2 separate regions of the Homo sapiens genome follow, and region 1 is linked to region 2. A link is a loop called in an ENCODE intact Hi-C map of the cell type or tissue named here. Cell type or tissue: PC-9. All regions are shown on one strand. Links, peaks and the distances in the headings refer to the core of each region. The heading gives the core; the rest is flanking DNA.

Region 1 (12,597 bases), core at 2,698-10,697, 50 kb before region 2:
TTGGGTAAATACCCAGTAATGGGACTGCTGGATCAAACGGTAGATCTGCTTTCAGTTGTTAAGAAGCCTCCATGCTGTTTTCCATCGAGACTTACTCACTTACATTCCCACCAGCTGCGGATGAGCATTCCTTTTTCACCACCTCCACGCCAACATCTATTGTTTCTTCACTTTTCAAGAACGGCCACTCTTGCAGGAGTACAGTGGTATCTCATTGTGGTTTTAATGTGCATTTTCTTGATATTTTTCCCTGTTCTATTTAAAGGTTTCCCTTTCTCTCGGGTGAGGTTAGAAGAAATAAAGAGGTGACCAACGGGAGGGCTCACCTTCCTGAACCTGCAGATGAGCTTCCTGGGCAGCATCTCTGCTTTTAGTTGGAAACAGAGCCTTCCTGCCCCAGCACGGTCCCTCTCCCTGCGGACAGAGCATGGACAGTGCTGCCCTCTGTGTGCCCTGCTGGGCTGCCCAGGAGGAGGGGGAAGGGAAGGGGAACAGGCAGGTGACAGTGCACAGTTATTTTCCTGCTGCCATCCTGGAAGATGCAGAGGGTCGCAGGAAATCACAGCAGTTCTGTGTCCTCCTCCACTCTCTACACAAACCCCTGGGTCCTGCCACCAGTCCCTGCAGACAGTGGATCACTGGTTAAGGAGTGCAGTGATTCAGGCTCCTCTCTGTGTCGGTAGGGTCCCCAGTAGGAGTGATGCTTCCCCCACCCATTGCTGCCACGAGCCGGGAGCCAGCACCTTCTTTCCTTCCTTGGTTGCAGTGTAGGGAGCCTTGGACTCTAGATGCTTGGTGAGCTCTTCCTCCTGGGCTGGGCACCAGAGGAACCATTTCTCCTGGGGGTGATGCTTCCCTAGCCCATCCCTGCCCACTCCTGCCCCTATTCCCAGAAGTAGATGTGTCTCCTCCTCCTTCCCTTCCTCACCCTCAGGGCAAACCCAATTTCCCCAGCACTGGGCCTGGCACTGGAGCCCCTTGTCTTTTAACTTGGCTTTTTCACATTGCAGCACTTTAACCCTAAGGAAACACCTACAAACCCTGGGGACCAGGTGAAGGACTGCAAAACCTTTCTGTTAACTATGTCTCAGGCTCTGATTGATTTTTCACTCACTCAGTCATGCCATGGTCACATGCAAGATGGGCAGGAGAGCAGCAAGGAGGCTATTTCTGTCATATATTTCCAGTCCTTTTTTTTTTCATTTAACACATGTTTTGAGTGTCAGTCATTTACAAGGTTCTGAGCTTAGAACTTCAGAGAACCCCCAAATGCTTAAGTCCCTGCTGTCAAGAAATTTGACATTTAGAGGGGCTAATGGAATAAACATCACCCCCAGGCAAGGCAGACCAGCGTAAGTGGCCCCAGAAAGGACCTCATGGGTCCAGGGAGAAACGCAGCAACCCTCTCCTAGAAGAGCTCAACTCGTGGGTCCCAGGAACTGCACATTTGAGTGTATTCTTTCACTCGTGATCTCCATCTCCCAAGTTGGTGCCTGCTTGTTGCAATCCAAGAAAATGGGTTGGACACCTGTCTGGGGACCCTGGAGGGAAGTCCTGGATCTGGGAGGGAGCCTCGGGCCTTCTCCCTTCAAGCTGGATTTGTCAGGAATATTTCACTCTATACCAAGACTGACACAATTCTTTCTGAATTTCCATTTTCCTGGGAAACGCCGCTGGAAACACAGAAACTCTTTTGATAACGAGAGATGAACAAGTTTGGAAACAAGAGCTTCTCTCTTTTTCCCTTTTTCTTCTTGGCGGCATCTTCTGTCTGCTCCACGAGTGCAATTCTGCAGGTGAGATAGCATTTCATTTTTTTCTATAGAGATGCTGTTTCTCACATCCTCCCTCTGGCCTCTCTCCTTAATTTGACAAAGAATCTCAAAGAAGCCAGTTACTTGATGTGGGGCAGAGGCTGGGAGACAGCATTTACATCGTACATTCCCCAGCGCCCAGGCCCTGAGGCTGGCGAGATTTCGTCTCCCAGCTCCTCCCCGCCCCTGCCACATTCAGCTTCCAGATCACAAAAGCACACAGTGTCGTCCACTCACTGATTGGCGTGGCCTGATAGGCACCTCTCACAGTGGGCGCTTTGTGCTTCTCCCTCCAGACAATTGGCAGGAGAGTCAATAGCCACACAGTCTCCTGGGATCTGTCCCTTGGTTCATTCCAGCCACACTGGAGTCTTTCCACCCCGTGCTGCCAAGGGTTCCTCCTTCAGGGCAGGGTCAGCACCACCCCTGGGTGAGGAGAGCCGAGAGGACGGATTCCAAAGCCACCCTGTTGACAAAAGGGCTAGAAAGAGATGGGCCAACTCCCCAAACTCTGTGACTGGAAAGCAAAGTAGGAAAACAAAGATTATGGATGTGCAACAGGGCTTTGATTTATTTGATTTTGATTATTTGGTGAAGAACTATTGACCGGAGGGAGATGAACATCCTTACTGGGAACTGTCTAGTAACCAGGTGTGAAGGAGGGCCGGTGTGAAGATGCTGGTGTCTCAGCATGCCTGCTGCCCTCCTTTTCAGTCTTCCTGGTGCTGAGATATTCTGTGCTGCTTCCCAAACTCCTCTCCCACCTGCACCTGCCCACATGCTGCTGAAAGTGCTGGATGGCATAGACTTTTACATTATGTAAGAACATGTATTATTGGACATTCTTGCTACCAACATCCAGCCCACATCTAAGCTCCAGATCTTTTTGGAATCATTCCAATGTCAAACTCAAAGTAAAACAAAATTGATTTTGAAAACCTTTTTGAGTTTCTGTACTCACTCACCCCGTAACAACTAGAACCTCCTGCCCACTGGTGTCCTGGCCCAAAGGCGGGGACTCCCTCTCCAGCAGGGCACTGACAGACCCTAGCCTGCGGCTCCAGCATTCTTAGCCTGTTTATTACAGGCCTGAGATGTGCTCCTTTCATGCTTTTTAATGTCACCACTGAGTTGGGGGCAAAAATATGAGCCAACTTGCAGGAGTCCCTAGAGTGTGTAAATCCCTGAAAGAGGTGCACGTGTGCAACGTTGTATTGACTTCTAAGGCCCCACCATGTGTGTACACGCAGTCATACTGGATCCTCACAAAAGCCCTGGGAGGTTCAATACACTTGTCCTCATTGTCAAAGGAGGAAACCGAGGGTTGCTGGAGCTCAGGGATGTGAAGTCCCTTCCCGAGTTAGAGCAGAGTGGCTGTTTGAACTATGATGTCCTGTTCACTCATTCTCGTCCCCTTTTACCAGGCATCATGCTTCCAGAGCCTGCTCTTGGATTCCAGGCCAAGACAAGAAGGAGGAAGAAGCAGCCCCTGAGGATTGCTGTACAGAAAAACATGTCCTGTGCTCCTCCATCACTCCTCCATCCTTCAGCTCCTTAGATTTACGCTTCTTCCCTCCTGAGGGCCTGGGAACAGAACTGCCCCAGTCAGCAACAGGAAGGCCCAGAAAAGCAGGCATCTGCCATGGTGGCATTCCTCAGCTCACGACCTGTCCCGGGCCTGCACGCAGACACCTCCTCTCTCAGGCACCACACCGCTGCCTGATCCTTTCTTCTACCCTGAGACTTGGAGGACACAAGTGTGACTTACTGACATTGTTTCTTGTGGCACTTTAGCCACTGGCTCTCCCTTTAAAAAGTCTTTGGATTCAGGGCTGGGCGTGGTGGCTCACACCTGTAATCCCAGCACTCTGGGAGGCCGAGGTGGGCGGATCACAAAGGTAGGAGATTGAGACCATCCTGGCTAACACAGTGAAACCCTGTCTCTACTAAAAATACAAAAAAATTAGCCAGGCGTGGTGGCGGGCGCCAGCTGCTCGGGAGGCTGAGGCAGGAGAATGGCGTGAACCCTGGAGGCGGAGGTTGCAGTGAGCCGAGATCGTGCTACTGCACTCCAGCTTGGGTGACAGAGCGAGACTCCATCTCAAAAAAAAAAAAAGTCTTTGGATTCAGATGCTGGTGCCATGCTTGCGCAGCCTGCAGAACCATGAGCCATGTAAACCTCTTTTCTTTGTAAATTACAAGTCCTACATATTCCTTCATAGCAACACAAATGCACGAATACAACACTTTACCTATCTTATTCTCATGCCAACTTTATGAAGGACAGATGGACCATTCCACAGATGAAGAAACTTAAGAGTCTTTGCAGCAGTTATAGCCTCTGGTTTCTGTTTTTAGAAACAGCAAAAACAACATGAAAGGACAGCCCTTCTCTGATAAGGGACCCACCTGATAACACTGGCTTCCCTTCCTCAGACCACGGCAGGCCTCGAAGAGAAAGCTCTTTATACTGCCCAGGTAGGCTTGGGCACCTGGGGTCACACCCCTTCCTCTGCCCACAGCTTTCCGAGGACTGTGTCCCTTCTGCCAACCTTGCCTAGGCTCTCTGCAACTTGTGGTCCAATATATATACAAAGGCTGATACATAATTATGTATATATATAGCCACACACAAATATATATACTTACATGCATATATGTATACGATATATACATATATTTATACACATATTCACTTATATACAGTACATATACATACACCTATATGTATAGGTATGGATATATGCATTTACATATATAGATATACATATGCATTAGTACACATATATGTGTGCACATATAGCTGAATAAAAACATATGTACATTCCCATCTTTTATTGGTTCTTACTATGCGCCCTTGCTACAAACTGTGCTAAACACTTGATATAGTTTGGATGTCTGTCACCTCTGAATCTCAGGTTAAAATGTAATTTTTCAGTGTTGGAGGTGGGGCCTGATGGGAGGTGTTTGGGTCGTGGAGATGGATCCCTCGTGAATGGCTTGGTGCCATCCTCTTGGTGATGAGTGAGTTCCCACTCTTCCCAGTTCACGTGAGATCCGGCTGTTTAAAGGAGCCCGGCTCCTCCTCCTCCGCCTCTTGCTCCCTTTCTTACCATGTGACACGCATGGCAATTTTTCCTTCTGCCATGACTGGAAGCTCCCTGAGGCCTCACCAGAGGCCAAGCAGATGCTGGTGCCATGCTTGCACAGCCTGCAGAACCCGAGCCATATAAACTTTTCTTTTTCTTTTTTCTTTGTTTTCTTTTGAGACGGAGTCTCACTCTGTCACCCAGGCTGGAGTGCAGTGGTGTGATCTCGGCTCACTGCAAGCTCTGCCTCCCGGGTTCAAGTGATTCTCCTGCCTCAGCCTCCCCAGTAGGTGGGATTACAGGTGCCTGCCATGATGCCCACTAATTTTTTGTATTTTTAGTAGAGACGAGGTTTCACCATGTTGGCCAGGCTGGTCTTGAACTCCTGACCTCGTGATTCACCCGTCTCAGCCTCACAAAGTGCTGGGATTACAGGCGTGAGCCACTGTGCCCGGCACCTCTTTTCTTTATAAATTACCAGTCTTATGTATTCCTTTATAGCAATGCAAATAAACGAATATAACACTTTTCTTATTTTATGCTCACACCAACTTTATGAAGTTTGGAAGGACCATTCCACAGATGAAGGGACTAAGGCCAGGAGACGTTAGTCAGCTCCCCAGGGTTACATGGCTAGCAAGTGGCATAGCAGGGATTGAATCCGGTGCCTCCTCACTCCAAGCACCATGCTCTCCTCTATGCTATTCCCCTAGCCCTTCACAGCCCAGTGTGCCCCTGGGATGAAACCCTCAGCCCTCCAAGGGTACCAGGCAGGCACTGGCTTGGATTCCCTTTGGGGTAAACCAGTGTGGCCACATTCTTGCTCTTTTCCCAGACCTGAACTTTTTTCCTTCCTATTCACTAATGTTATCAAAACAAACAGAGAGCATGGTTTATGGTGCATGAGGCTTAATTTGACTTAATATATAGACCGCACATATTCCTCAGGAATCCATTAAGTTTAATTGAGTGCAGGCTGTAGACCACGTCCGAGGAAGGACCCGGGTCATCTACAGTTCACATGGCAGAAATGAGTGAGTCACTCGTTGATGGCACAGCCAGGGCTGGATTACCTTGCGGCTTCCTTCCTTAAATGGCCAGAGATTCCAACTGCTGCGTGAATAACAAAGGCCTTAATGTCCCATTGGCCAGTGGAGACCAGGCCAGCAAAGCAAAGGAACCTCAGCAGCTGTTTTTTTCCAGAGTGCCGAAGGCTGCAATCTTAGCCCGGCTCAGCTGTCACGGTGAAACCTAGTGGGGTCCTGCCGGGAGAGCACAGATGGCTCAGGGCCATCGGTCCCACCCCTGGAAAACCACAGTTGGAATCTGTGTCCTGTGGGCAGGGGTCTCCCATGCAGTGTGCTCTGTGGCCAACCCCCTGCCCAGGGAAGCATTGCTTTTTCACTCGAAGGGAACTGCATTATTGGGTAATGCTTCGGGCATAGGAAGAACAGTATTTAAGAATGCGCAGGATGACAAACTTTATCTTCTCCCTCAAACTTTTTTCTTGTTCTTTGGGTTTTATATATTTTTTTTCTTTTTTGAGACAGGGTCTCACTCTGTCACCCAGGCTGGAGTGCAGTGGCACGATCTCAGCTCACTGCAACCTCCACCTCCCAGGTTCAAGCAATTTTCCTGCCTCAGCCTCTCGAGTGGCTGGGACTACAGGTGCCCACCACCATGCTCGGCTAATTTTTGTATTTTTAGTAGAGACGGGGTTTCACCACGTTGGCCAGGCTGGTCTTGAACTCCTGGCCTCAAGTGACCTGCCCACCTCGGCCTCCCAAAGTGCTGGGATTACAGGAGTGAGCCACCAAGCATGGCCCTCCCTCAAACTTTGAATGTCTTATCCACTGTCTTCACTTTCTCTTTCCTGCTTTTTTGTTCTTGACACTCCATTTGTGTCTCTGGAGGACTGGCTAAGTATTAGATAACTATTAAATGACAAATAATAATGACATTTAATAAATATTAAATGTTAAATGTGCAATGTGCTTCTTTGTTAATTAAGCTAAAACAGAGGAATACAAAAGTTTCCATCTATGTGAGGGTCACCCTCATCTCAACTTCTGGTTCTTTCCTGAAGGAAGTCTATGAAAAATCAAGATTCCCCATTCATTATAATGCCCCATAGAAACGGATTATTCTTCTGATGAAAAGGGGGAAAGGATCAATGGTAAACAAAGAACGCTAAAAAGGAGATTGGGAGCAGAATAGCTTAGAGGTTCCAAAGATGACTTGCAGAACCCACGCACAGGGCTTTGAGTGCTAACTCTGACACATTGTTGGGGGACCTTGGGCAAGTCCCTTAAACCATCAGAACCTCAGCTTTCTCATTTGTGAAATGGGAACAATAATACTGAGACTACCGGGAAGGCAACACGAGGTAATGTGGAATGCTCCATAGTTCGCAAGAGCTCAGGAAATGTGGGCTCCATTTCCCTCCTCCTTTTCCCCTCTTAAAGTCTTGATATTTTTCAGCTGTGTACGAACAACACTGGGATGGGCTTTGGCAGATCGTTTAAGGCAAGTTGACTGCCCAGAAGAATTTGTTCCAATCCTAAGGCCTCTCCATATTAATAGGACTGATTGTGTCAAAGCTGATGGAGTCTTTGGTTCCTGGCCAGGGTGCAGAAGCATGAGGGCCTCTTTCATGCTTATGAATGACTGGGTTTGGTGAGCTTCTTTGATGAGCTTCTTTGTCCATATTCAAGGGAATGGGGTCAGTGTCCCTTCCCTAGAAACACTGCACCCACATCTTTGCCCCTTAAAGGGCTGCTTTGTTGTGTCTGCTGTTGTTTTATCTAAACTTTCTTTAAATTGACCTCCTTTCTCTGCAGTATATGCTAAAATAATTGGCCCCTGACCAAATATTTCTGAAAGGAGCCCTAATGCTTTTGGTTAAATGCCAAATAAACAAGTCTCCTGCTGGGGGAGGGTCCTCTTCTGACAGACCCAAAGCCTTGCAGAGCATGAGGCATTGACCACTGTCCTCTCCGCAGATGGAGAGACTCCCCAGGGTCTGTCCGCCTGAGAATAGAGCCTACCCTTCTGTGTGGTGGCACCATCTCCCCACTCTTTGTCTGTCTGCCCTGCAAGGCGTCCCTGTCCTCTGGCTCAGCTACTGTTCCAGGATCAACAAACATGTTGACTTACAGTAAGTCCTCTTGGCTCCCCCATCCCCTGCTCCCTCCCATTGCCCAGAACCATGACATGGAATTAAAATGTGGCCGAACACCCAATGAAGCTATTATGATTTGAACCCAATGAGTATGACCTGACACTCCACGAGGCTGGTTGGGTTTCAGTGGCTAAAACTGCCCAGCGTGCTCAGTTATTTCTTGACACAGATTTCACTCTCTAAAACGGCCTCTCAAAAAAGGATGGTGAGCACTACAATCCCATTTTGAGGATGAATTTGAGAAAGAATGACCTGGAAGAGTACAAATCAAAATGTTAGCATAAGCTGCATCTCCAGCATGGGATTATAGTTTATTTATTTTATTTTATTTCTTAGCTGTATTTTCTAAAATTTCCCTAATAGTCATGTTTCATTCTTGCAATAAAAAAATGAAAAGTTAGGTTTTCAAGTAAATATTGCTAAAACAGTGGCCCACAAATACATCATTTTTTTTCCTGTAGGATGAGCCAAATGCTGACGGTTTTCCTTTTTTTCAGGTATAAATCATTATTTGCTTTGTGTGAGTTGGTGAGTGCTATTTACAAGGCTATTTTAAACTAACAAGCTTATTTTGGAAGGTTATGATAGACTTAGAGGGAATTACAGGATTTGAGTTGGGCAATATCTTGGACGCAGTGCCTGTTATGATGGACAAGAGAAGAAATGACTAAGTGCCTCTTTGGCGGAGACGGAGCCGGAGCAAGCCACTTTAAGTTCCAATGAATTCAAGTAATTACCTTTTTTATATGTCAGTAAAAAACTTCAGCACCCCCTAGAGAGGCTAGGTGTGGATGGTGTCTCTCTTTAACACTTCTTTTCCCAAGACTGGCTAAGGAAGGAATTTGGCTTGATTAGGAACCTTAGTGCTTGCAAGCGTGTGTGTTGAGGTGTTTTTCTGGTGAGTGGTTAACTCATGTTTCAGAACAACAGGGCAGCATTTAGAACATAAAAGAGACACGCAAGATGACTTTCCCGCCAATGGGACGCTCTGGGTTTAGGTAACACTGAACCCTGTGGATGCGCAGAGGTGCTTCCTGACCTGCACTGAAGCCTGCAGAAGGTAGAGGGCGCCATGGGTGGAATTCCCACTTGGCTCCCATATCCGCTGTCAAGTTCCTTAGCTTCCGCTCTGTCCCTGAGTAATGGGAGCAGCTGATCCTGTGTTTCAATGAGTGCTTGCTTTCTGCCTCCAGGGCCCCAGGGAGACCCAGGCCCGCCAGTACCCAGGGCCTGTGTGCGCAGAGTCCGGGTGTTGGAGGCCGCTGCGGAGGGGCTGGCACGGTGGGCTGGGCCGGGAGCCGCAGCGCCCCAGGCGTGGTGTGCCAAGTCTCAGCAGAGCAGACCGGGCTTGACCGACGCTGGCTCCGAGCAGGCCGGGCGAGCCCTCCATTTTGGAAAGGCTCAGGGGATGTTGAAAGGATCTGGCAAGGTTCAGGCCTGCTACAGAGAATCGGTGCTTCTCCACCCGCTTGGATTTGGTGAACACTTCGCAGACACAGGCGGTGATGCCAGCCTTACGAATAAAGAGACTTCCAGAATATCCTGGGGCTCACCTAAGGGAGGGCTGCTGGAGAAGAGTGGCTAGGATGGGAACCTGTGATATTTTCATAGGAAATGAGCGTTTCGTCTGTGCAAACAGTGCACACGAAATCTCCTTTGCGTTACACGTTGGAAATGGTTTTGTGTTCAGAGCCAATGCGGCGGCTTGGGGTCTAGTGTTGGAAAGAATCATAACCCTGATCCTAAAGAGAATGTCAGGTTCTGGGAAGTACAATCAAACATAAAGTTCATTCCAATATCTGGCCCGAGAAGGCAGGCCGGGGGAACATTTCTTTATGTAATAGGGATTCCCATCAAAGTTGTTTATAAGCTGTTTTATGATGCTGTGAGTTGTGATGCAAATCCTGTTCTCTTATTGATTTATGTTATGGGTTTGTGGACTGTCAAAATTACAAAAATAAATCTTAATTTGGGCTATTATAAGTTCAGAATTTGTGATAGCTCAGATGTGAATCTATGAACGTTTATCTTTGTCTATTTAGTTACCTGTTTCTTCTTAGAGAATACAGATTAACAGGACAAAAAAAAAAAAAAAAAAAGCCCCGATGAACAATGTTTAAAATCATTGACGGAAGAAATTGTTTCCAAGCACCCACAAGTAAATAAACACACATGTATTGAACACTGCTGGTCACCACGGGGTGGGGGTGGGGGTAAGGATATAAAGAGAAAGAGGAAGTCTCTGCCCTCAGCATTTAAAACCAACACTAGGTGAGGTGTGGTGGCTCCTGCCTGTATCCCAGCATTTTGGCAGTCCAAGGCAGGAGCATTGCTTGAGGCCAGGAATTCGAGACCAGTCCGGGGAACATAGCCAAATAAAAAAATTAGTCTAGCATGGTGGTGTGTACTTGTAGTCCTAGCTTCTTGGGAGGCTGAGGCTGGAGGATCTCTTGAGCCCAGGAGTTGGGTGTTACAGTGAGCTATGATTGTGTCACTGCACCCTAGTCTGGGTGACAGAGTGAGACCCTGTCTCTAAAAAAAAAAAAGTTAAAATTAAAAAAAAGCAAAAACAAACGCCAAGGGCTCAAATCACTAAGGGCTCAAATAAATTTAATACAAGACAGAGTGCTTTAAATATATCCCTTTCATTCCCAACCTTCTTAAAAGAGGAAATTATGTTTCTTGCTGCCTTCCTGTACCTCACGCTCAAATCTCAAACCGACGAAGCCTGATTTCTTTTAAAAACCTTTTTTTAATTTTCAAAAATTAGTTTTTACTTTTTAGAGATTATTTTTTGGAGACGGAGTTCTCACTATGTTGCCCTGGCTAGGCTCCAACTCCTAGGCACAAGCGATCCTCCCGCCTCAGCCTCCCAAGTAGCTGGGACAACATGCATGTGCCACCATGCCTGGCTTGAAGCCTGATTTCTAATCCTTCCAATCAACTGAAATGCTAAACATTCACTAATCAATAGGCAGTCAGGAGCCTGTCTTCAGTTCTCCTCTTGCTTAAATCTTAGCAGCATTCGATGCTACCGATTGTTTTCGACTTCTTGTTACACTATGATCCCTGGATTCTTTCTCCTGTCTGGTTTCCATCCCAGCTTGTGAATATTCTTTTAGAGGCTCTTACTGACTCTTCTCTCAGTCTTACAATGCCATTGTTTCCCAGGGTTTCATCCTCATGTTTTCTCTTCTCACTCCGGATGCTTTCTCTGAACAAGCTCATAAGCTCCCATTATTTCAACCACAAGTGATATATACCATAACTCAGAAATCTGCTCTTAGCGCTGACCTCCCCACCGACAAGTGTAAGCTTCCTAAAGCTCCTGAGCACTAAGTGGCATACAAAGAGGAAGATTATTATGTTGGCCGTGTGAGGAATGGATTGGACAGAGGTACAGTAGGGAAGGCATGTGGACTAAGAGCCTTTTGGGTCTAGGTGAGGGGTTATGAGGTGCCTTGAACATCTTGATCTACTGTAAATTTGCTTTACTTCCATTCTGCCTCTTCCCACAATATCTTGAGTTATGTGTTTATGTGCCCACCTCCTTTACCAGGCTGTGAGTTATTTGAGGGGAAAGACTATGACTCTCATCTTTGTCTCTTTCGTCCACAGTAAATATGGTAGTATGAGCTACTTACACCATTCAGGCAGCAGTGGGATAGGAAAAGAGGGAAGACATCTTTGATGTTGATACACTCATTGAAGGCACTAGTTGACCAGTTGGATGTGAAGTCTGAGGAGGTGAGAGGAATGGAGGAGGATGCTGAGCATCAAGTCCGGGTGACTGGGGCTGGTGAGACCATGAACTGAGAGAAGGCACACGGAAACAGGGGGCGGTGGAGCCAGCGTGTTGGGATTTGGGTGCAGAGAGACTGAGGCACAGTGGAGTTTGGATGTGGAAATGCTCAGGAGGCAGGTGGAAGCACAACACTGTGTTGACCTGCTGCGACTTAGTTCATGAAACTGAAAGCATTGAGGCTGGGAGTTTAAAAAATGGAATTACGCTAGGTATATCTCCTAATGCCATCCCTCCCCACTCCCCTCACCCCACAACAGGCCCCGGTGTGTGATGTTCCCCTTCCTGTGTCCAAGTGTTTTATGACGAGTTAATGGGTGCAGCACACCAACATGGCACACGTATACATATGTAACAAACCTGCACGTTGTGCACATGTACCCTAGAACTTAAAGTAATATATATGGAATTACCCCCTGAATAATGGCTTCTGAGGGTTTAGGAAGGTCCTTAGAAATCATCTAATCCAATTGTTTGTTGAACGCCTGACTCCTCTGTACAGCTTTCCAGCTGACCTTCCTGCACTTTGGTCTCAGTTGGCAAACTCTCCCTGTGTTTACAGCATTTTTCCTTTTTGATTCACCTTCAAAGACTTCAAAGTCTCTTTTACTTCCAGTTTTAAGTTTCTCTAGCCTTTTTGTCATAACAGATTTTTGTCAGTTATCTGTTTAGAGAGAACTTTTCTTTCTTTCTTTTTTTTTTTAGAGATAG
Region 2 (12,597 bases), core at 2,005-10,004:
AACACTCACTAAGGGAGCAGATCTTAAGTATTCTTAACACACACACACACACACACATACACACACACACAAGGTAACTGTGTGAGGTGATACATTCATTCGCTTGATTGTGGCAATCATTTCACAATGTATGCATATATCAAAATATCACATTATATACCTTGAATATATATATATATAATTTTGATTTGTCAGTTATGCCTCAGTCATGCTGGGGGTGGAGGAAGAGATTGATTGGGAAGGATCACTCAAGGAAATGACATTAGATCTAAGACTGAAACTACAGAAAAGATCCAGCTATGATCTAGGAAGGCCTAGAAGAGGAAGTAGCCAAGGCAAAGGCAGTATTGGGGAATAGTCTTTGCACATTTGAGGTGCGAAAAGACATTAGATATGCCACTAGAGCTCTAGGAGAAGAGCGGTAAGGACCCTGATGGAGAGCTCGGCAGGGGCTAGGTCACATAGCGCTTGCTGCATCATTGTGGCTCACGGGAAAAGACTTGGAGTTGATTCTAACAGCAATGAGAAGCCATTGGTAGTTTTAAGTAGGGGAACTACAAGATTAATTTATATGTTTAAAAAAGGTCACTTTGACTACTGGGTAGAGGAGTAAGAATAGAAGCAGGGAACCCATTAGAAGGTTGTTATAATAGAACATAAGTTGGTTTTAGATCATAATGATGCTATTAACATTTATTAAACACTTAACTATGTGTTAGGGGACTGGGCATGCTTTATCTTAGGTGATCTTCACCATAACCTCTGACTTAGGGATTATCTTCCCCATTTAATAGGTGAAGAAACCGTAGGATTTCAACCTGTATATGTCTCATTTGGGTAGGCTTGCTGCCTCTTCATGCTATGCAACCAAACTGGAATAGACAACCATTACTTTATTGTTTCTGTATGCCTTCAAATAAGAAAGAGATGATGATACAAATACATTCAGGCCAGGCACGGTGGCTCACGCCTATAATTCCAGCACTTTAGGAGTCTGAGGTGAGAGGATCACTTGAGTCCAGGAGTTTGAGGCCAGCCTGGGCAATGTAGTGAGACCTTGTCTCTACAAAAAATTTAAAAAATTGTCTGAGCACAGTGGCTTGTGCCTGTGGTCCGAGCTACTCAGGAGGCTGAGGTGGGAGGATCACTTGAGCCCATGAGGTCAAAGCTGCATTCAGATATCAAAGCCTTACATGTCATTTAAGTGAACAAAGTTCCTTCACAAGCTCTATTTGGGATTGAAAAAAATACTATGGCAGATATCTCTAAGAAAACAGGAAGAACTCAGACAACAATCTCAGGTAATCAAGGCTTATAATACCTTTTTGTGCAATTAAGAGTGATAAATGAGGCCGGGCGCGGTGGCTCATGCCTGTAATCCCAGCACTTTGGGAGGCTGAGGTGGGCGGATCACGAGGTAAGGAGATAGAGACCATCCTGGCCAACATGGTGAAACCCTGTCTCTACCAAAAATACAAAAAAATTAGCCAAGCATGGTGGTGTGCGCCTATAGTCCCAGCTACTCAGGAGGCTGAGGCAGGAGAATCGCTTGAACCCAAGAGGCGGAGGCTGCAGTGAGCCAAGATAGTGCCACTGCTCTCCAGCCTGGGCAACAGGGTGAGACTCTGTCTCAGGAAAAAAAAAAAAAAAGCAATTCTATTTCAAATCCCCAAAAGCTGGGTTTCCCTAGACGTGCTCACACAGGTTTTTACCTCACTCCTAAATTCCAATGGCTTCTTAAATGCTCTTATGTTTGAAATTTACCTGTGGAACATGGAAAATAATTTCTTCCCCTGAATTTATCAAATGGTAGATTTCATACCCCTTTTACTCACCAAAGTTATCTATTTACTCGAGCTGTAAACTTCCAGAGAGATTGAGAAAATTAAGTTCTAATAGACCCAGATGTAGCAAAGGGTTCTTACGAATATTTACTCTTGTTATTCTTGCACATGTGACAAAAAACACAAAAGAACTATAAGATCCCACCACTGCCACAGAAACATGACTAACTCATGGGGGAAACAGGCAATATGGCGTTTGTCTTGTCATCTGAGCTCTCTTAGATTTTCATACCCATGGTAACCTTGGGCAGAAGAACACTGTTCTCAGATCACATTACTTAATTAGCTTCATGAACTCTTCTTTTTAAAAAATCATTACAAATGTCAAGTGCCCATTACTTTTACATTGGTTCCCAGTTCTGATATCCTATCGCTTTCTATAGTAGCAGAAGTTTGTACTAGTAAGCTGACATTCAACATCATCAAACTCCCACTCATTAGTCTAAATAAATCTAATCTAATTAATGTAAACTAACATTTTTTTATCTTTATTGAGCAAGCAGATACTTCCACCATGATGATGTGCTTGTTTGGACTCAATTAACCAAATACTTTCACTCAAACAACTAGAAATTCATTTTATTTTCTTTTTGGTTAAATGTTTGACTAAATTGGTCATTTGTCTGAATGTATCCATCGGTTTAACTGAGAAAACAGATCTAATTATGTATATATGCTCAATTATACTATTGAAATCACTTTCATTTGAAGTCCATTTTTTACTAATATCAGTATTAGTATAATATTTTTACAGTATTTTGCTACAAAAAATAGAATAAACTATTTCCCTTATACTAACACTTTGTATACTCCTCCTAGGAATAAATGCTTCCTCAAAAATTCTGCCACTTGGTTTCTTCTGTCCGTTGAAAATGTTATGTCAGTTTAAGATCTTCTGGACTTGTCATGACAACTTATCAATGAAATGTAGCTAGTTTCACATCATTATTATCACAGACATTAGAATCCAGGCACGATGACCTTGAGATTCCTCATTTAGGCTTGAGCTGTGACTATTACCATTCTAACAAAAATACTACATGCCTGGTGCGGTGGCTCATGCCTGTAATCTCAGTGCTTTGGGAGGCCAAGATGAGGGGATTGCTTGAGCCCGGGAGTTTGAGACCAGCCTTGGTAATATGGAGAAACCTTGTCCCTACAAAATATAAATAAATACTATTTTAAATAATTTTTATAAATAAAAAGAAAAATTAGCCATGTGTAGTGGTGCACCTATAGTCCCAGCTACTCAGGAGGCTGAGGTAGGAGGATGGCTTCAGCCCAGGAAGTCGAGGCTGCAGTGAACCATGATTGCAGTACCGCACTCCAGCCTGGGTGACAGTGCGAGACCCTCTCTCAAAACAAAACAAAACAAAACTGTACAAAACAATAAGGGGGGATGGTTTTGAAAAATGACGTGTCTCCTTTGCTAGATAGGCCCAGAACCATCTAGAACATTCAACTTCCTAACCTCAAACCTAATAGGTTCTGGGTTTCTTCTTTTTTATATGGAATTCTTGGAAAATGTGATATTTGAGTTATGGTGATTAGAATCAGTTCTCAGAAAGGGGTCTGGTCAGAGAGGTGGCTGTCAGAGCTCCAGCATCCCACTGGATGTTTCTCTTCCTTGATGACGGCCTTGGTTGGGTTTTTAATAGTATGTTGAGTTTCACATTACAGCATTTTGTAGACAGCCTGTGGCATGGTTTATAATGAAAAACCTCTCAGGGCCATTTGATATCCTGATGTTTCATCTTGATGGTGAGTTGAGGGGACTGGCACTGCTGGTCCCTAGTCCCAGAACCCACACACACAAGCAAAGTGGAGCAAGCAACACTGTGGAGTGTTGTGAAGGTTTGTATCTCCCAGATAGACAGCCCCGATGAGACTGGAGAAAAAGGTCAGAGTATGCCCCAGCTACTCCACCGAGATGGTCTAGTAGACACTGAGAAACTTGCCTCTTCTCTCCTCTTTCCCCATCTGAAAGCTCCCATCCACTCCCTCCCTGCTCTTTGACCCCTGGAGGCGCTGTAAGGACCTCCTGGCCCTGCGGCTCTCTCAGGTGGAAGCTGTTCTTATTCTACGTCACTGGCTCTGTGTTCAGCTCTCCTAATGGCGCCTCCTTGTCACTTTTCTCTAAATGTTGGGGTATCCTAAGACTCCATTCTTGACTTTCTAATCTATCTACATCCTTCCAAGATGATCTCATCCAGTCCCATAGATTTAAGACATATTTCCTTGCTGTTGACCATCACATTTATTTATCCAGCCCTGACATGCCTTTGAGCTCCAGATTCACATACTCATCTAAGCATCCTTGCTTAGATGACTAAGTGAGGCACCCCACAACCAACAGTGTCAATGCTGAAACCTTCATCTTTTTCTGCCCTCAGATCACTTCTTCCCATCCCAACTGAGCTTTCCCCTTTTCAGTATGTGGCATCATTGTCCACCCAATTGCTCAGACTAAAACCCTTGGAGTTGTTACTGATTCTTCTCCTTCCCTTGGAGTCTACACCCAATCCATGAGTACATCCTGTCAACACTACTTGCAAAGTACATCCCCAAGCTGACCAATGCTCACCACCTCAACTGCAACAACCAGGTCCCAGGTCCCATCATTTCTCCTATGAACTGTTGCTCCTAACCTGTTCTCATCTCCTCATTGCATCCTACAGTCCATCTTACACAGGGCAGATACAGTGATTTTTCTAAAGCATAAATCAGATGATATCACTCCCCTGCCTAAACTTTGCTGATGTCTTTCAATGATGCTTAAAATAAAATTTGAAATGGCCTCCGTGTTCTGGCTCCTGCCTTCTCCTCTCACCTAACTAGGGACCCTTCTCCCTTTCGCCCTCTGCACTACAGTCATACTGTCCATTTAGCCACAGCCATTTTTATCTTAACACCATTGCACCTGCTATCCTGCTGTTTGGGGCACTCTTTCCCCAGGAATTTGTGTGGCCCCTGCCTCTCATTCTGGCATCTCCTTAGAGACGCATGCCTTCCTCACTCTGTTGATTAAGCAGTGCCCTGTCTTCCATCCCAGTCCCCAGGTTCCCTGTCTTATATAAGGGCCCTATTTTATCTCCTCAGTGTACTTAGAAGTACCTGAAATGATAGCATTTGTTTGTTTGGCTTTTTATGTTTGCTCCTTATCTCCCTCAATGGTAATGTGAGATTATAATACCTCACAGGCTAAAAGCTAAGATTATGTTTCTTCCCATCTACCACACAAAAACGTTGTAAGGTTTAATCCAATGAATGCTCCTCTTTAATGTAATGATCAGCATTAGCAATACTCAAACTCATGAAAACATCAAAAAGCACCCAATGCACTGCCCTACAAGGCTAGGGTAAAAATATTAAGAGGCCATCAATGTATCTGCATAGGATTGATTTTGCATTTCACGATGATTCATTAGCAAGAACAGGTGTTTGGAGCACAGGGACTGCGTCTTTGAGAGGCTTTAGTAGGGTCTAAAGTTTCACTCAGCATTGATCATGTGAGAACACTTAATCAAAGTGCATGATTAGTGGAGAGAGTTCTGTGAGCTCGTATGAATTTGGTTTGCTCTCTTTCCAAAGGGTAGCTTTTTGTTCAGACTGACAGTAGATGTCATTGATACCTCCTGAAGGCACAAGAGCCCGCTCTGTTTTGGGGGTTGCTCCAGACCTGCCTGGGATGTGGGAGCTCTGCTCTGACCATGGAGCACCCTAGACATGAGACAACCATATCCATGCCCAGTGACACCTATGTAAGGTGAGGGGCCACCAATCCCCAGGGACCACCCCAGAGGAGAGGCCAATATGGATAATGCCAAAAGCGATGAAGATAGTGTCATGTGGCTAGAAACACCTTCAGCACAGCCTAAGAATATTCAGAGATGCAAACTGAAGAAATGCGGGTAATGGCAAAGGCATTCGAAGAATCTCTTAGCTCTGGGAGTATACACAGGAGGAAATCCTATCTAGGAGGGAAGTGAGTCAGAGCCTGCTTACCACACTGGAGAAGGACAATCAGGTTTTAGAAGAGTCTTAGTACTTTATATCCTTGGGCTTTAAAACATTCTCTGATTTTTTTCATTTTTGATTGTTGAGTCCTGGAACAGTTATCAGGAAGTGCCTTTGGTGAACCCAGCTATGGGGAGAGGAACAGGTCTGGGGCCAGGCTCTGAAGGACAAATGCTCCGGACAGTGCTAGGAGGCCCCCGGAAGGCATTTCCGATGTACCCAGTGCCTTTCTGGAGAGTTGGCAGCAGTTCAAGAACTGTGCCTTATCCCGTCTTGTTAGGATATAAAACCGATGCTGGATATGGTGCATTGAGGCAGGTGGTCTGTAGTTTACATGCTACTTAAAATTCTGAAGCCACCTACAGTAAATGCTTGAAATAAATTGTGGGAAATCACTTGAATAATCTTGCAAACATCCATGTAATGCTTAAACAAAGGCCACCTAGAGACCAGGGAAAGGCTGCTGGAAGCCAGTGCACAGTTTACCTGGGAAGCCCCAGGGAGCAGCATGGGGAAGATGCTGGGAAATTACCCACCTGAGCTTCAGGCCATCCCCATTCATTCTGTTCTTTTTTTCTCATGATATATCACCCAGCCTAATCTCAAATTCGCTCTCAGAAATGGGGGAAGGACATCATTTCAGTTTTCGCAAAGTAACTGATTAAATCCCAGGTTTAAAATGCCTTGGTGAACAGAGTTCTTTCTATGCAAAGGATGAGCCCTGAATATACTATTTCCTTTTGGCCTGTGGAGGACTCTAATGTGAACGATTCTGCCATGTGGTATGAAATTCTCACGTGAATCATTGATGGCCTTGGAGAAAGGAAAGATCCTGATGCACGGCTCATCTCCTTATGAGGGAAATGGCAAACGAACCATAAAAGCAAGCAAATAAACCAACATGTGCCCAGGGAAACAGTGGCCCAACAAATCCTAAGCCATCAGAAGCAGTGAGATGTCCCTAGCAGGAATCCTCCCAACGGCAGCGCTCAGAGCTCCTGGTTAGAATTTCAGTTGTTGCTTATATAATTTCAAGTGATAACAAGAAGCTATTTTATTACTCTACTGGGTTCAGACTCTTGATCTATACTACCACCTTGAAGGATCATTTCATGTGTAATTTAGCAGCATTTATCTGATATGTGTCCAACAATAACTTACCCATTCTCTGTGGGTCAGCCTTATGGAATCTCTAGGGAGGCAGAGAAAGAAAAGAGACTGTTCCCACTCTCTAGGACTTCACGGTCCATGAGAAACAGAGACCAGCAAATCCACAATGGCAATCCGGGGGCCACACCGGCTGGGCAGAGTACAGAGCATGTCAAGGGTCACAGATCAGGGTAGAGGAGGGGCGCCGAATTCAGCCCTGGTGGGCTCCAAAAGGAAAGGTGTTGGGAGCAGAACATACTTAAGGTGAGTTTTCATGAAGAAATAGAAGTTAGCTAAGAGAAGAGGAGGAAAAAATGCACTCCCAAATAAGGAGGAACTGAGGCTGAGGATGGGATGTGTCAGGGAATAAGGCCCTTTTGGACACCTGGCTGTAGGGAACATGGGTGTGGGCCTCTGGGAGAAACTGAGGGAGGTAGAAACCAAGCAATGAAGATTCTTCTAGGCTACTAAGGATGTTGCCATTTACTCTGAAGGCCGTGGGGAACCCAGCATAATTAGGCTTATATTGCAGAAAATTGACTCTGGCATCAGTGTCAGAGGCATTTGAACCAGAGCAACTCCATCTTGAATAGGGGTGGGGTAAAATGAGGCTGAGACCTACTGGGCTGCATTCCCAGATGGTTAGCCATTTGATGTCACAGGATGAAATAGGAGATTGGCACAAGATACAGGTCATAAAGACCTTGCTTATAAAACAGCCTGCAGTAAAGAAACTGGCCAAAACCCACCAAAACCAAGATGGCGACGAGAGCAACTCTGGTCGTCCTCACTGCTACACTCCCACCAGCGCCATGACAGTTCACAAATGCCATGGCAACGTCAGGAAGTTACCCTATATGGTCAAAAAAGGGGAGGCATGAATACTCCACCCCTTGTTTAGCATATCATCAAGAAATAACCATAAAAATGGGTGACCAGCAACCCTCGGGCAGCTCTGTCTGTGGAGTAGCCATTCTTTATTCCTCTACTTTCCTAATAAACTTGCTTTCACTTTACTCTGTAGACTGGCCCTGAATTCTTTCTTGCGTGAGATCCAAGAATCCTCTCTTGGGGTCTGGATTGGGAACCCTTTCCGGTAACATCAGTATAGATGACAGATCAGAGAGCAGCAAGGCTAGAGGTTTAGGATGAGGATGAAGGTGGGAGATCAAACGATGCTTCATCAATAGAATTGAACACAATGGATGACTCACTATATAGAGAGACTGAGGGAAAAAGAGTTGGGTGTGATGTCCAGGTTTCTGATTTAGACAAGCAGACATTTGCTTAGAAATGCAACATTGAGGGATATGTCTTAAAGATGACAAAACTTCAAAAGTTTCCAAGGTAAACCTGTTAAAGTTTCTAAAGTAAACACAAATTATCTTAATTCAACAAGCTTATTCTAGGCTTCACTTTGACTATGAATCAAGAGGCAGAGCTTTAAGCACCCAAGAGGACTCTGGATTGCAGATTTGAGTTACAATGCTTGAAGTTCTCAGGGTATATTACAGTTCCCACGTAAGTGGGGTGTGACCTTGAATGCACAAAAGATGAGGACCCTAAGAATAGCGATTCTGCTGCCATGCAAGCAAGATATATAAATATGAATGTCAAGCCACTCCAATGCATGAAAGGCTTTAAAGATGCCTGAGAGTTCCAAAGTGCACCGGGCCTCACATAAGCACAATGAAATGATAATGAAGACAACCAGTAGCAGCGACCACCCACCAGCGGTTTTATTGCTGTAACTAGGAATGAAGGGTCTCCCTGGAACAATTGACACTGGATGGCATTGTCATTTTTAGCACATGCTAAAGCTGTGATTGTGAAAGGAATTGTCTCTGTTAAACCAAAGCCAGACTATTTATGGACATCCCTGCTCCCACTCCATTCTTGTGCCATGGCCATAGGTAGGAAAAAATGGAAAATGGCTGCTTGGTTGCCACACATTTTCCCATAAATCCCCTGTCCATGCTTAATCAACCAAGGAAGAAATATGCGTCAGAGGCCTCTTTTTGGAGGGCTTTGAGCTTAAGTTCAGCAAAGGCCCCTACCTTCCTATTTATTCCTTCACCTTCTGCAAACCTTGGGTCACGGTCCCCACTCAGGCCACCCACAATGCTACAGGTCAAAGGACTGCACTTAACCTTGGTGGGAGTAGCTTTCCAACAATCAGAAGAGACAAAGTCACTGACTTTAGTATGTGGAATGCAAATATCAGACAATAATAACGTCATTGTCCCTGTTTTAGAAACACTCACACACAGGCAAGCACAAAATCCTCGACAGTCTATGCTGTAGGAAGTGAGCTCAAAGAAACAGTTTTTGTGCCCATCTCCTCATTACTCCATAGTTAAGACTACTCAGCACTAGAAAGAGTGTGGTGAGGTTTTTGTGGGTTTCAGTCCTTCCTGGTTTTTTAACTCCATAGTCCAAGTAGATGAGCAGGCAGGAAGACTGAGTATGACGACTACACCGTCCATTTCGGTCTCTCAGGCGCCAGCACAGGTTTGGAGGCAGAGCGAGGAAAAGGACTTTGAAGTCAAGTAAGTTTATGCATTTTTTTTCTGCTCTAAGAAGTACAGTTTCTCTCAGTCCAAGAGCTCCATTCAACTGGACATCCAGCCTTTTTTTTATTTGATTATTTCCTACTGCCTATTAGGTGGCTTCTAGAACGAGGAACCTCTATGTTCAAGAAACATGATGTGTCAGACACTGGAGGGAGTGAGGGCTGACAGGGCCTACACAGTGTGGATTCCTTCACAGAACTAACAGGGATGCCTTGCACCCCAAGAATTCTATCAGGGATGACAGGCCACTAGGAAGTCCTCAGGACCAAAAAAACTTGCAAAGACAAGCATTCCTCTGACAAGAACTGAGGCCAGTTATGTGCTGGCATAAGACCAAATCAACTGAGTCTCTGCCAAGTAGGTTGTCATTTCATTCAGACTCGGGGGACATCCACGTGGGGGTAAAGATTTCGGGGAGGGGCACAGTGGAACCAGAGGTTGCATCTGACCAGCGTCCGCAGTTTCAAAGACACTTGCACAGCCTTTCCTAATGGCCTTTAATCTACAACGAGCCACAACGATGGTGCCCCGGCCACCACCAAGCAGATCCTTTGGAATAGCAGGCTCTGGAGTCACACACACCTGCCTTGGGTTTCACCTTTGCCCTCCGTGATCTGGGTAACCACAGGTATGTCCATCTGGCCAAGCTTTGGTTTCCTCTTTGGTAAAATTAGGTATGAAAATAATATAACTTCCCTGTGGAATTATTTTGAAGTGCTGTGAACTAGTGCCTGGAACATCCCAGCATTCAATAATGTCAGGTATGAAGACACAACTCTACTCCACAGGGCAGAGCCAGGAGGATGGAGAAGCGACGGCCCAGCATCTGGGCACAGAGCTGGGAATACAGGACTTCTCACTCTGAATTTGGATGAAAATCGTGACTTCCAAATTAGACAGCATTAGAATAAGGCCTCTATTCTGGATATTTCTGGCCTTGTTTGTCTCCAAGCCCAAATGCACCATGCTGCTAATCCCAGGACACAGGGATTCACAGCACTGTGCCAGGCCGTTGTTGGCACCAGGGAGACAGAGGTGTAACATGTTTTGCCTTCAGCTCCCTAAACTAACAGGTAAAGTACATGCCTGAAAACCCACTATCCCTATTTCACCACCTTCAGCAATTGTGTGTTGTCTGCAAAACAGATTTTGCTGCATTTCAACCAAGGTCCATATACCCGCAATGGGCCTGAGGTTACAGACTGCTAACAACACTGCCCGGTTTCTTACCAAGAGAAACTTGTCCTAGACTGGAACCCAGGAAAGAACTCCTTCAAGTACAGTTCTGACTTTGAATGAGCCTCAGATGTGTCTACATCTCTTGGACAAGGAGAGTTACAGGTAGATAAGAGTCACAGCAAACAAACTTTGCTTCCCACTTGCTGGGAGTGCAGGACTGGAGGAGAAGGAGAAGAAGAAGGGTGGGAAGGAGAGAGGGAGGAGGTAGACAAGGTAGATAGAAATGTGACAAAATTACCTATGTACTTATTAAAGATGAAAGCTGATGTGGCTTTAGAGAAGAAAATCCCTGCATTAACAAATAGTGGCCGGGTGCGGTGGCTCACGCCTGTAATCCTAGCACTTTGGGAGGCCAAGGCAGGTGGATTACTTGAGGGCAGGAGTTGGAGACCAGCCTGGCCAACATGGTGAAACCCCTTCACTACAAAAAATACCAAAATTAGCCAGGCGTGGTGGTGGGCACCTGTAATCCCAGCTACTTGGGAGGCTGAGGCAAGGAAATCATTTGAACCCAGGAGGCGGAGGTTGCAGTGAGCTGAGATCGCACCACTGCACTCCAGACAGGGCGACAGAGTGAGACTGTGTCTCAAAAACAAAAACAAAACCAAAAAACAAATAGCGACTTTTCTTATTGATGACTCCACCTGAAAGACGTATAATTTCTATTGATAAAGCTGGTTATTTTTAATTTCGATAATAAAAAATGAACTTGTATTCATCTCTGATGTGCTATTACAACTACCACAGAATGCACAATGGAGGCCACAGCATGACAAACTGTAATTCATTCAAAAAATTAGATATTTTTACCGAAACAATGGCTTCAGTACAAATTGGCTATTCTGTAAAACATTCTAGGCCTATGTCTGATGTCTGGATATTACTTGTTATGCTATTGGGTCCATCTAAAAGTCATGGTATTGTGAGATTGTAACTAATACTGTCAGAGGCCTGAGCCAGAGTGACTCCATCTTGAATAGGTGCTGAATAAAATAAGGCTGAGGCCTACTGGGCTGCATTCCCTGGAGGTTAAGGCATTCTAAGCCACAGGATGAGATAGGAGACTGGCACAAGATACAGGCCACAAAAACCTTGCTGATAAAACAGTTTGTGGTGAAGAAGCGGGTCAAAACCTACCAAAACCAAGATGGCAATGAATGTGACCTCTGGTCATCCTCACTGCTCATTGTACCCTAATTACAATGCAGTAGCACTCTAAGAGACTCTCCCGCCAGCACCATGACAGTTAACCAATGCCATGGCAACATCAGCAAGTTACCCTATATGGTCTAAAAGGGGAAGAACCCTCAGTTCTGGGAATTGCCCACCCCTTTCCCAGCAAACTCATGAATAATCCACCCCTTGTTTAGCATATAATCAAGAAGTAACTGTAAGTGTTCCTAACTGAGGAGCCCATGTCTCTGCTCTGCCTATGGAATCACCATTCTTTATTCCTTTACTTTTTAAATAAACTTGCTTTCACTTTATGGATTTGCCCAGGATTCTTTCTTGTGTGAGATCTAAGAACCCTCTCCTGAGGTCTGGATCTGGACCCCTTTCTGGTAACAATACATCTTGATACAAATTATATAGTGTACTCTGATTTCTTAAAAGTAATTTTTGAAATTTAAGGCAGTACGAAGTTGATTTAGTAGGCAACTGCATACACCCAAGGACTCTGGGTACTTAGAATTACGGTAAAAATGTCCCCAAAACCCTCAGTGTCCTAAACAGATATCTTCAGTGCCAGTTAGATCTAAGCTGTTTATCCTCAA

Evidence for each region. Peaks named below come from ENCODE experiments on the same cell type or tissue, not always from the same donor. Only the 100,000 strongest peaks of a DNase experiment are listed, where the experiment ranks them.
Region 1: a loop joins it to region 2, with 7 times the contacts of the local background. A loop is called at or near these places in 11 of 110 quality-filtered maps.

The regions. Positions count from the first base shown.
Region 1 is chr1:244,207,876-244,220,472 of GRCh38, reverse strand. No RefSeq gene overlaps it. Among named protein-coding and RNA genes, the nearest start is that of SPMIP3, 140 kb to the left of the region's middle. In PC-9, for the core only: a CTCF peak has its summit at 9,131; a DNase peak (open chromatin) is centred at 5,912; H3K4me3 peaks cover 332 bases; H3K27ac peaks cover 2,700 bases.
Region 2 is chr1:244,157,426-244,170,022 of GRCh38, reverse strand. No RefSeq gene overlaps it. Among named protein-coding and RNA genes, the nearest start is that of ZBTB18, 110 kb to the right of the region's middle. In PC-9, for the core only: no CTCF peak of the experiment used is centred there; DNase peaks (open chromatin) are centred at 5,852 and 6,732; H3K4me3 peaks cover 471 bases; H3K27ac peaks cover 3,682 bases.